Linked DNA regions of Homo sapiens: region 1 is linked to region 2. Evidence: read pairs that join two places in POLR2A ChIA-PET (ENCODE). Cell type or tissue: IMR-90. All regions are shown on one strand. Each heading gives the region's core, and the rest is flanking DNA. Links, peaks and the distances in the headings are about the cores only.

What was found. ChIA-PET counts read pairs that join two places held together with the same protein. Peaks named below come from ENCODE experiments on the same cell type or tissue, not always from the same donor. Only the 100,000 strongest peaks of a DNase experiment are listed, where the experiment ranks them.
Region 1: POLR2A ChIA-PET joins it to region 2 with 7 read pairs; 1 of 35 experiments calls an interaction of 5 or more read pairs at or near these places.

Annotation. Positions count from the first base shown.
Region 1 is chr12:76,226,016-76,231,419 of GRCh38, reverse strand. No RefSeq gene overlaps it. Among named protein-coding and RNA genes, the nearest start is that of LNCOG, 31 kb to the left of the region's middle. In IMR-90, for the core only: no CTCF peak of the experiment used is centred there; a DNase peak (open chromatin) is centred at 4,769.
Region 2 is chr12:76,608,475-76,613,878 of GRCh38, reverse strand. All of the region lies in intron 3 of LOC105369850 (a long non-coding RNA gene), which reads right to left. Among named protein-coding and RNA genes, the nearest start is that of OSBPL8, 51 kb to the right of the region's middle. RefSeq lists an enhancer at 4,802-5,404. In IMR-90, for the core only: no CTCF peak of the experiment used is centred there; a DNase peak (open chromatin) is centred at 2,078.

The DNA.
Region 1 (5,404 bases), core at 294-5,293, 380 kb after region 2:
TTGGAGCACCTAAATATAGAAAGCAAATATTAACAGAATGGAGGGGAGAAATAGACAGAAATACAATAATAGTAGAGGACTTTAATACCCCACTTTTAACAATGGGTAGATCATCCAGACTGAAACTCAGTAAAGAAACAGCAGACTTGAACAACAACGTAGACGAAATGGACCTAAAAGACATATACAGAATGTTCTACCCAACAGCAGCAGAATATACATTCTTTTGAAGCACAATGAAATATCCTCCAAGATAGATCATATGTTAGGCCACAAAACAAATCTTAACAAATTTTAAGAAGATTGAAATCATATTAAGTATCATTTCTGACCACAATGGTATAAAACCAGAAATCAGTAACAGGAGGAAAATTTGAAAATTTACAAATATATGGAAATTAAACTACACACTCTTGAACATCCAGTGAGTAAAAGAAGAAATTAAAATATTTATCTTGAGGCCAGGCTCGATGGCTCACTCCTGTAATCCCAGCACTTTGGGAGGTCAAGGTGGAAGGATCACTCGAGCCCAGGAGTTCCAGACCAGCCTGGCAACATACTGAGACTCCATCTCTACAAAAAATAAGAAAAAAAATGAGCTGGGTGTTGTGGGGTGTGCACCTATAGTTCCAGCTACTAGGGAAGCTGAGGTGGGAGGATCACTTGAGCCTAGGAGGTCAAGGCTGCACTAATCTCCAGCCTGGGGGATAGAGTGAGATCCTGTCTCAAACAACAACAACAGCAAAACAATAACAACAACAACAACAAACAAATCTTGAGGCAAACAAAAATGAAAGAAACAAAACATACCAAAAGTTGTATACCAAGAATGCAACAGAAGTATTTTGAAGAAGGAAGTTTATAACAATTAATGCTTACATTAAGATTAGCAACCTAACTTTACACCTCAAGAGAAACTAAAAAAAGAACAAACTAAGACCAAAGTTAGCAGAAAGGAGGAAATAATAAAGATTAGAGCAGAAATAAATGAGAAACTAGAAAACAATAGAAAAGATAAACATAACTAAGAGTTGGTTTTCTTTGAAGATAAAATAAATAAACCTTTCACTAGACTAATTAAAAAGAGAGAAGACTCAAATAAATTAAAAATAAAAGAAAACATTGCAACTGATACCCCTGAAAAACAAAGGATCATAAGCAACTACTCTGAACAATTATATTTGAACAAATTGGATAACCTAGGAGAACTGAATAAATTCCTAGAAACATACAACCTACCAAGACTAAATCATGAAAAAGTAAAAATCTGAACAGACCAGTAACGAGTAACGAGATTGAATCAGTAATCAAAAACCCTCACAACAAAGAAAATCTCAGGTCCTGATAGCTTCACTGATTAATTCTATCAAGTATTTAACAATTTTCTTAATTTTTTGGCTGGGCACAGTGGCTCACGCCTGTAATCCCAGCACTTTGGGAGGCCGAGGCGGGCAGATCACGAGGTCAAGAGATCGAAACCATCCTGGCTAACACAGTGAAAACCCGTCTCTACTAAAAATAAAAAAATAAAACAAAATTAGCCGGGCATGGTGGTGGGCACCTGTAGTCCCAGCTACTCAGGAGGCTGAGGCAGGAGAATGGCCTGAACCAGGGAGGTGGAGCTTGCAGTGAGCCGAGATCCCATCACTGCACTCCAGCCTGGGCAACAGAGCATGACTCCATCTCAAAAATAAATAAATAAATAAAATTAATTAATTAATTAATTTAAAGTAGATATATATATGTATTTTTATAGAGACAGGGTCTTACTATGTTGCCCAGGCTGGGTTGAAACTCCTGGCCTCAAGCCATCCTCCTGCCTTGGCCTCCCAAAGAGCTGAAATTATAGGTGCGAGCCACTATGCCTGGCCCTACCAAGCATTTAAAGAACAGTTACCACCACTCTTTATCAAACTTTTCCAAAAAATTGAAAATGAGGAATTACTTCAGTCAAGTTATGAGGCCAGAATTACCCTGATACCAAAGCTAGAAAAAGATACAAGAAAAGAAAATTACACATCAATAACCCTGATGAACAGTCTCAACAAAATACTAGCAAACCAAATTCAACAGCACATTAAAAAGCATCATACACCATAATCAAGTGGGATTTATCCCTGGGATGCAAAGATACAAATCAATAAATGTGATATACCACGTTAACAGAATGAAGCATAAAAATCCTATTATCATCTCAATAGAGAAGAACCACTGGAGAGCACTCAACATCTTTTCGTGATAAAAGTATCTCAGCAAATTATGGGGCTGGGCGCGGTGGCTCACGCCTATAGTCCTAGCACTTTGGGAGGCCAAGGTGGGTGGATCACTTGAGCCTGGGAGTTCGTGACCAACCTGGGCAACATGGGGAAACCCCGTCTCTATATAAAAATTTTTAAAAATTACAAAAATCAACAAATTAGGTGTAGCAGGAACATACCTCAACATAATAAAGACCATATATGACAAGCACACAACTAATATTGTACCCAATGTTAAAAATCTAGAAGCTTTTCTTTATGATCTGGTACAAGACAAGGATGTTCACTTTCAGCACTTCCATTCAATTAAAAAAAAAAAAAGACATCCAAATTGGAAATAAAGAACAAAATGGTCTTTGTTTGCTGACAACCTGATAATATATATAGAAAAAGCCCTGAAAACTCCTCCATCAAAAAACCTGTTAGAATAAACAAAATCAGTAAAGTTACAGGATACAAAATCAACATACAGAAAGTAGTTGCATTTCTGTACACTAACCAGAGCTATTCAAAAAAGAAATTAAGAAAACAATCCCCAGGCCTATAATCCCAGCACTTTGGAAGGCTGAAGTGGGAGGATTGCTTGAGTCTGGGAGTTCAAGACCAGCCTGGGCAACATAGTAAAACCCTCATCTCTACAAAAAATAAAAATAAATTTGCTGGGCATGGTGGTGCACACCTGTAGTCCCATCTACTCAGGAAGCTGAGGAGGGAAGATTGCCTGAACCTGGGAGGTTCAGGCTGCAGCGAACCATGTTTGTGCCACTACACTCTAGCCTGGGCAACAGAGAGAGACCCTGCCTGTAGTCCCAGCTAATTGGAAGGCTGAGGCAAAAAGATTACTTGAGGCTAGGAGTTCAAGGCTGCAGTGAGCTATGATCACACCACTACACTCTAGCCTGGGTGACAGAACAAGACTGTCTCAAGACAAAATCCAACCAACCAAACAAAACCATTTAGAAATAAATTTAACCAAAATGAAAGACAGTACACTGAAAACTATAAAATATGTATGAAAATGAAGAAGACATAAATAAATGAAAGACTATTCCATGATCATGGATTGGAAAAATTAATATTGTTAAAAAATCCATTCTACCTAAAATAATACAGATTCAATCCAATCTCTATAAAAATTCTAATGGCATTTTCCAAAGAAATATAAAAAACAATCCTAAAATTCATAGTCAAAGGAATTTTGAGGAAGAAGAATGAAGCAAGAGACATTACAGCACCTGATTTCAAAATAGACTACAAGGCTATAGCAATCAAAATAGTATGGTACTGGAATAAAAACAGACACCCAGACCAATGAAACAGAATAAAAAGCCCAGAAGTAAATCCATATATTTGTGGTCAATTGATCTTTGACGAAGGTGCCAAGAACACACAATGGGGTAAAGAGAGCTTCTTCAATAAATGATCATGGGAAAACTGAATATCTACATGCAGAAAAATAAAATTGAACACTTATCTCACACCACATGCAAAAATTAACTCAAAATATATTAAAGAGTTAAACATAAGACCTGAAACGGTAAAACCACTAGAAGAAAACATGAGTGGAAAGCTGACACTGGTTTGGACAATGATATGAACAAAAGCATATGAATATTGGTTTGGACAATGATATGAACAAAACCATACAGATATGACCTCAAAATCCTAGACAACAAAAATAGGTAAATTTACCTATTTTTAGGTAAATGAAATTGCATCAAACTTAGAAGCTTCTGCACAGCAAAGGAAGCAATCAACAGAAAATAGAGATAACCTATGAAATAGGAGAAAATATTTGCAAACCCTATATCTGATAATGGGCTAATATCCAAAATATATAAGGCATTCAAACAACTCCACAAGCAAGAAAACAAATGACTAGTTTAAAAAATGGGCAAAAGACCTGAATAGGGATTTCTCCAAAGAAGACATACAAATAGCCAAGGGGAATATGAAAAACTGCTCATCATCACTAATCATCAGGAGAATGCAAATCGAAACCACAATGAGATATTACCTCACACCTGTTAGAATGGCTATTATCAAATAACAAGTGTTGGCAAGGATGTGAAGAAAAGGGAATACTTGTATACAGTTAGTGGAAATGTAAACTGGTATAGCTATTATAGAAAATAGTACAGGAGTTCCTCAAAAAAATTAAAATAGAATTACCATATGAGCTAGCAATCTCACTTCTGGGTACATATCCAAAGGAAATGAAATCAGTGTGTTGAAGAGATATCTGCACTTCTATGTTTATTGCAGCATTATTTACAATAACCAAGATTTGAAATCAAGCTAAGCATCCATCTGTGAATGAATGAAGAAAATGTGGCATATATATATGTGTGTGTGTGTGTGTGTGTGTGTGTGTGTGTGTGTGTGTGTGTGTATAATACAATGAAATATGAGTCAGCCTTAAAAAGGAAGGAAATCCTGTCATTTAGGACAACATGGGTGAATGTGGAGGACATTTCGTTAAGTGAAATAAACCAGGCACAGAAAGAAAAATAAATACTGCGTAATCTCACTTATATATGGAATCTAAAAATATCAAACTTACAAAAGCAGAGCAGAATGGTGGTTGCCAGGCACTGAGGGATGGGGAAATGGGGAGATGCTGGTGAAAGAGTACAGAGTTTCAGCTCTAAGATGAGTAAGTTCTGGAGTTCTAATGTACAGCATGATGACTATGGCAAATAATATTGCATTGTATGCTTTTTTTTTTAGACAGGGTCCTGCTCTGTCGCTCAGGCTATAGCGCAGTGGTGCCATCACAGCTCGCTGCAGCTATGACCACCCCGGCTCAGGCGATCCTCCTACCTCAGCCTCCTGAGTAGCTAGGACTACAGACATGCCACGTGGCTAATTTTTGTAGAGAGAGGATTTCATCATGTTGCCCAGCTGGTTTGGAACTCCTGGGCTCAAGGGACCCACCTGCCTTGGCCTCCCAAAGTGCTAGAATTACAGGCGTGAGCCACCACGCCCTCAAGAGTAGATCTTAAGTGTTCTCACCACACACACACACACACACACACACACACACACACACAATGTGAGGTAATTAGCTTGATTGTGGTACTCATTTACAATATATACATATATCAAAATATTACACTGTATGCTTAAATATATACAATTTTTAT
Region 2 (5,404 bases), core at 110-5,109:
GTGGCCCAGACCTGGGACAAATCCAAATAGCACTGTAAAGATATGAAAATGGAACTGAATTAGAACTATAGCCCACAGAAGGATAGTAGGAACTTGTAGTCTAAACCTAACTGGGTTGATTAACTACAAAAATTGTTTTAAAAATCCATTTCATAGGATTTAAAGGGTTGATTAACTACAAAAATAAAAAAAATCTATTTCATATGATTTAAACAGGATTCAGAGTCACATAAATTAATAGTCAAGATGTTCAATATATAATCCAAAATTACTTAGCACATGAAGAATCAGGCAAATCTCAACATTTCACAAGAGAGAAGACAATTAATAGTTGTTAACTCCAAGATTATATAGATGTTAGAATTCTCAGACAGCTTTTATAACCACACTTCAAGAGATGAGGACAAACACTCTTTGAAAAAAAATAATGTCAACTTTTATTTTAGATTCAGAGGGTACATATACAGGCTTGTTATCTGCATATACTGTGTGATACTGAGGTTTGGGGTACAACTGATCATGTCACCCAAGTCCTAAGCATAGTACCCAATAGTTTTTTAACACGTATCCCCCTCCATCTCTTGCCCCTCTAATAGTCCCCAATGTCTATGTTGCCATCTTTATGTCCATGAGTACCACTGTTGAGCTTCCACTTACAAATGAGAATATGCAGTAATTGCTTTTCTGTTCCTGCATTAATTTGCTTAGGATAATGGCCTCTATCTGTATCCATGTTGCTGCAAAGAACACGATTTAATTATTTTTTATGTCTGCGTAGCATTCCATGGTGTACCACATTTTCTTTAGCAAATTCATAAACTCCCTCCCTTTAAACCAGTGGAAAGATATAAGGTCTTCAAAGAGGAATAGAAGATATAAAAATAAAAACACATAAAAAAACACACTAAATGGAAATTTTAGATATGCAAAACAAAATAAAATTTAAAATTCACTAGATGGCTTCCATAGCAGAATGGAGATGACAGAGGAAAAACTCAGTGAATTTGAAGATAGGTGAATTGAAATTACTCTCTCTGAACAATGTAGAGGAAAAGTTTTTTTAAAAAATTAACAATACTTCAAGGACCTGTGAAACAATACCAAAGTTATAATGTTTATATCATTATAATATTAGAAGGAGAGAAGGAAGGGTGTGACACAGAAAAAAAATATTTCAATAGAAGTTGAAAACTTCCTAGATTTGGTAAAAGATATAAAGGTGCGGATAAAGGAATCTAAGAAAACCTCAAACAAGATGAACTAAAATAAATAAATAAATAAATAAATAAATAAATAAAAGATAAAAAGTCATGCCTAGAGACATCATAATCATGCTGCTGAAAGTAGCCAGAGGAAAAAGGATACATCTAAGTGGAGGATCAGTAAGTTTAATGATTGCATATTTCTCATCAGAAATCATGGAAGCTAGAAGGAAGTAGAATGACATTTTTCAAAGGGGTTAAAGAAGAGAACTGTCAATTCAGAATTCTAAATCAAGTGAAAATATACCTTGGGGATGACAATAAAATAGAGATATTCTCAGATGAAGCAAAACTTCTAGCATTCTTTGCCAGAGCGCCTGCTCTGAAATCATGGAAGCTAGAAGGAAGTAGAATGACGTTTTTCAAAGGGGTAAAAGATGAGAACTGTCAACTCAGAATTCTAAATCAAGTGAAAATATACCTTGGGGATGACAATAAAACAGAGATATTCTCAGATGAAGCAAAATTTATAGCATTCTTTGCCAGAGCACCTGCTCTAAAAGGAATACTAAAAGAAGTTCTTCACATGAGAGTACAATGATACCATAGCAAAACCTGGAACCTCAGAAATGAAGAAGGGAAAATAGTCCATTATATTTACTTAGTTGTCTACTTTCTCCTCTTCAGTTATTTTAAATATCTATGACAGTCAAAAATAAAAAATATACAACATTGTCTGATACTCCTAGAACTTTGCCTCATCAGTATCTCAGATCTGGGCAGGCTTATGACTTGCTTGTAACCAGTAGGATGCAGCAGAAGTGACACTATATGACTTCTGAAGCTGAGTCATTAAACGTTACGCAGCTTCTGTCTTTTTGGCTGGAACACTCTGTTTTGTAACCCTGAACTGCCATATGAGAAATCCAAATACCCTAAGGCCATGATGATGTGAGAACACCCAAACTAACTCATGCAGAAAGACCAAATGGAGAAAGTCAGAGGCTATGTGAAGAGAGAGAAATGTCTACACAGCCCACAGCTGCTTTAGTCCTCCCTGTTCCCTGCTCCAGTCTGCTCTTACAGTTTCAATCACTGTGAGCCCACATTAGCATGAGAAACCTTGGTGTTACCCAGGCCTGGACTACATATCATACAAAAACCCCTAGAACCAGGCAAACCTCTAAAATCCAGAAGATACCACTCAAACATATCAGACAAAATAAATATTATTTGGACATGCACCCAGAAATGAGTTTGCTTTCTTCACAAAATGAAATTTTGCAGAGTTTTCCACTTCCCCAAGAGAACATAAAAATCAAATTAGTTTTTCTTCAAGTAGCACTGATGCCCAGCCCCTGAGAATCCTCACACACAGCAAGCCTATGTTACAGAAATGAAAACACTCATCTTTTAAATATGGTGTGGGAAAGAATAGGAAATAAGGACTCATGGAATTTAAATGCATTTCCCAGTATTAGGGATCAGTTAATGAAAATAAATTGTATGACAGCAATAGGATGGGAAGCAATAAGAATGGGAAGTAGTTACAACCCCAACTGATTCTAGTTAATGAGACAAAAACTCTCACCTACCTGTTTGAAAAAGGAGACCAAGAGAATCATGAATGTGCTCTTCATTTGACCATAAAGCAGAGGGAAAGGCCATTTTAAACTTCTCTTCTGGCTTAACAAAGAAATCTGGCAAACATGTAATTGCCTTTTAAATAGTGGAGATGTCAGTTTGAATACAATTACTAGGGAAACAAGTTCTAAGATAACCAATTAGAATTGCAGACTGCCAGAGGATATAGAGAAACTTCAGAGGACATAGCCACTCTGAAAAGACTCCTTTGTACAAATATCTTTCACAGAGAGTTTTTAATAACAGAAAGGAGAACAGGGTTATACATTTTTACAAGTGTCTCCAAACTGAACAGAATATTAAGACCGGGACTTTTGTGAACGTCCTCGATTCATCCCTTTATCAGAAATACCTTAATGCTGCTAAATAGTGTCTGCTTCTCTGCTAGGGAAGAAAGAACTTCCCCTCCTCCTCCTCCTCTTTGTCTTTCTGAGATTTCTCATGGGTAGTTGGAGAGAAATTGGCAGGCCTGAGAAGCCTAAAACTTACTTTTAAAAAAGTATATTTGTTAGAACATTTCATGGCAAGTGATAGAGACTGTTGACAAAAGGAGTCAAACTCTGTACAATATTTTAAAGAGATTTATTCTGGGCCAAACATGAGTGACCATGGCCTATGACACAGCCCTCAGAAGATCCTGAGATCATGTGCCCAAAGTGATTAGGGCACAGCCTGGTTTTATACAATTTGGGGAGACATGAGACATCAATCAAATACATTTAAAATGTACATTGGTTTGGTTCAGAAGGGTGGGACAACTTGGAGGGTTGTGGGGTGGGGGGCGGGGGGTTGGGAGGAGCGTCTAGGCTATTGGTAAATTTAAACATTTTCTGATTGACAGTTGGTTGAGTTTGTCTAAGGACCTGGGATCGGTAGAAAGGAAATGTTTGGGTTGGCTTGTGGAGACCACAGTTTTTTTTTGTTTTTTTGTTTTTTGAGATAGGGTCTCGCTCTGTCGCCCAGGCTGGAGTGCAGTGGCAAGATCTCAGCTCACTGCAACCTCTACCTCCCAGGTTCAAGTGATTCTCCCACCTCAGCTGCCTGGGTAGGTGAAACTATAGGCGCCAGCCACCATGCCCAGCTAATTTTTGTATTTTTATTGGAGACGGGGTTCCAGGTTGGTCTCAAACACCTGACCTCAGGTGATCTGCCCGCCTTGGCCTCCCAAAGTGATGCGATTACAGTGTGAGCCACTGCACCTGGCAGTGTAGAGACCAAAGTTTTTTTTTTTTTTTTTGAGACAGAGTCTTGCTCCGTCGCCCAGGCTGGAGTGCAGTGGCGCGATCTCGGCTCACCGCAAGCTCCACCTCCTGGGTTCACGCCATTCTCCTGCCTCAGCCTCCTGAGTAGCTGGGACTACAGGCGCCCGCCACCACGCCTGGCTAATTTTTTTTGTATTTTTAGTAGAGACGGGGTTTCACCGTGTTAGCCAGGATGGTCTCCATCTCCTGACCTCGTGATCCACCTGCCTCGGCCTCCCAAAGTGTTGGGATTACAGGCGTGAGCCACTGCGTCTGGCCAGAGACCAAAGTTTTATTGTGTAGAGGAAGCTTTTAGCTAGCAGGCTTCAGAGAGAAGAGGCTGTACAATGTTTTCTTATCGGATTTAAAAGGATGCCTGACTCTTAGTTGATTATCTCCTGGATCTGGAAAGAAAAAAAAAAGGGCAGGGAAAGGCGGTTCTCTACAGAATGTGGATTTTTCCCAAAAGAGACAACTTTGCAGGGCCATTTCAAGAATATGACAAGGAAATACACTTGGGTTTTAAAATATTTTGATTTATTTCCTTGTTATGTGATGTTATGCCAGAGTCAGGTGAGAAAGAAGGTCAGATTATAGAGGGTTAAATAAAACCTCTCTGATGAGACTTTATGGTTTGCAGGGTGTGTCTCCCCCAGGCCCCTTAGGTAGGAATTTGGGCAATATAAGAAAAAAAAAGTCAGTGTTTAGTCTTCAAGACCCAAATGAGCTAGACTGGTGGGGAATGGGGGATTTATAATAAGTAATGAGTTTGCCTCACAGAACCCAAGGACAGAGATACAGCAGGACTTCAATGGCCAGCTGGAAGCAAGGCCCCACACACCATCAGGAAACCAAGAGGCCCTCCTTCGCAGGCCTCAGCTTCCCCTCCAAGTCTCCTTCATTCTTCAGTCTCTGCACACTGTCTCTCCCTGTTTTTCGGGACATGGAGCAGAAAGTATTAACCATCAACAACTCCCACACTAGATTATATCTCCTATGTTTGAAAGAGTTGAAATCTTTGGTCTCAATTCCAAATCTCAAAGGAAGGAGTCTCATTGGCCCAGTTTGGTCCCCAGCATGTCCCTAGAATGAATGTCTATCCCTAAGAGGAGAGAAGAGTGTCACAGTTGAGGAAGACTGTATCTTCATATGGATTGAGGAGGTGAGCTCCAAATTCCCAGAACACAGAGAAAGAGGACATTTCCTAGCAAATCAGAAGACTTGGTCCAAAAGATGTTCTATGGATGCCTCTCTAATTAATAAGCAGATTCTTTAAAAAATGATTCTACCTTAGTTGACTGCATTTATGCCTTTCAT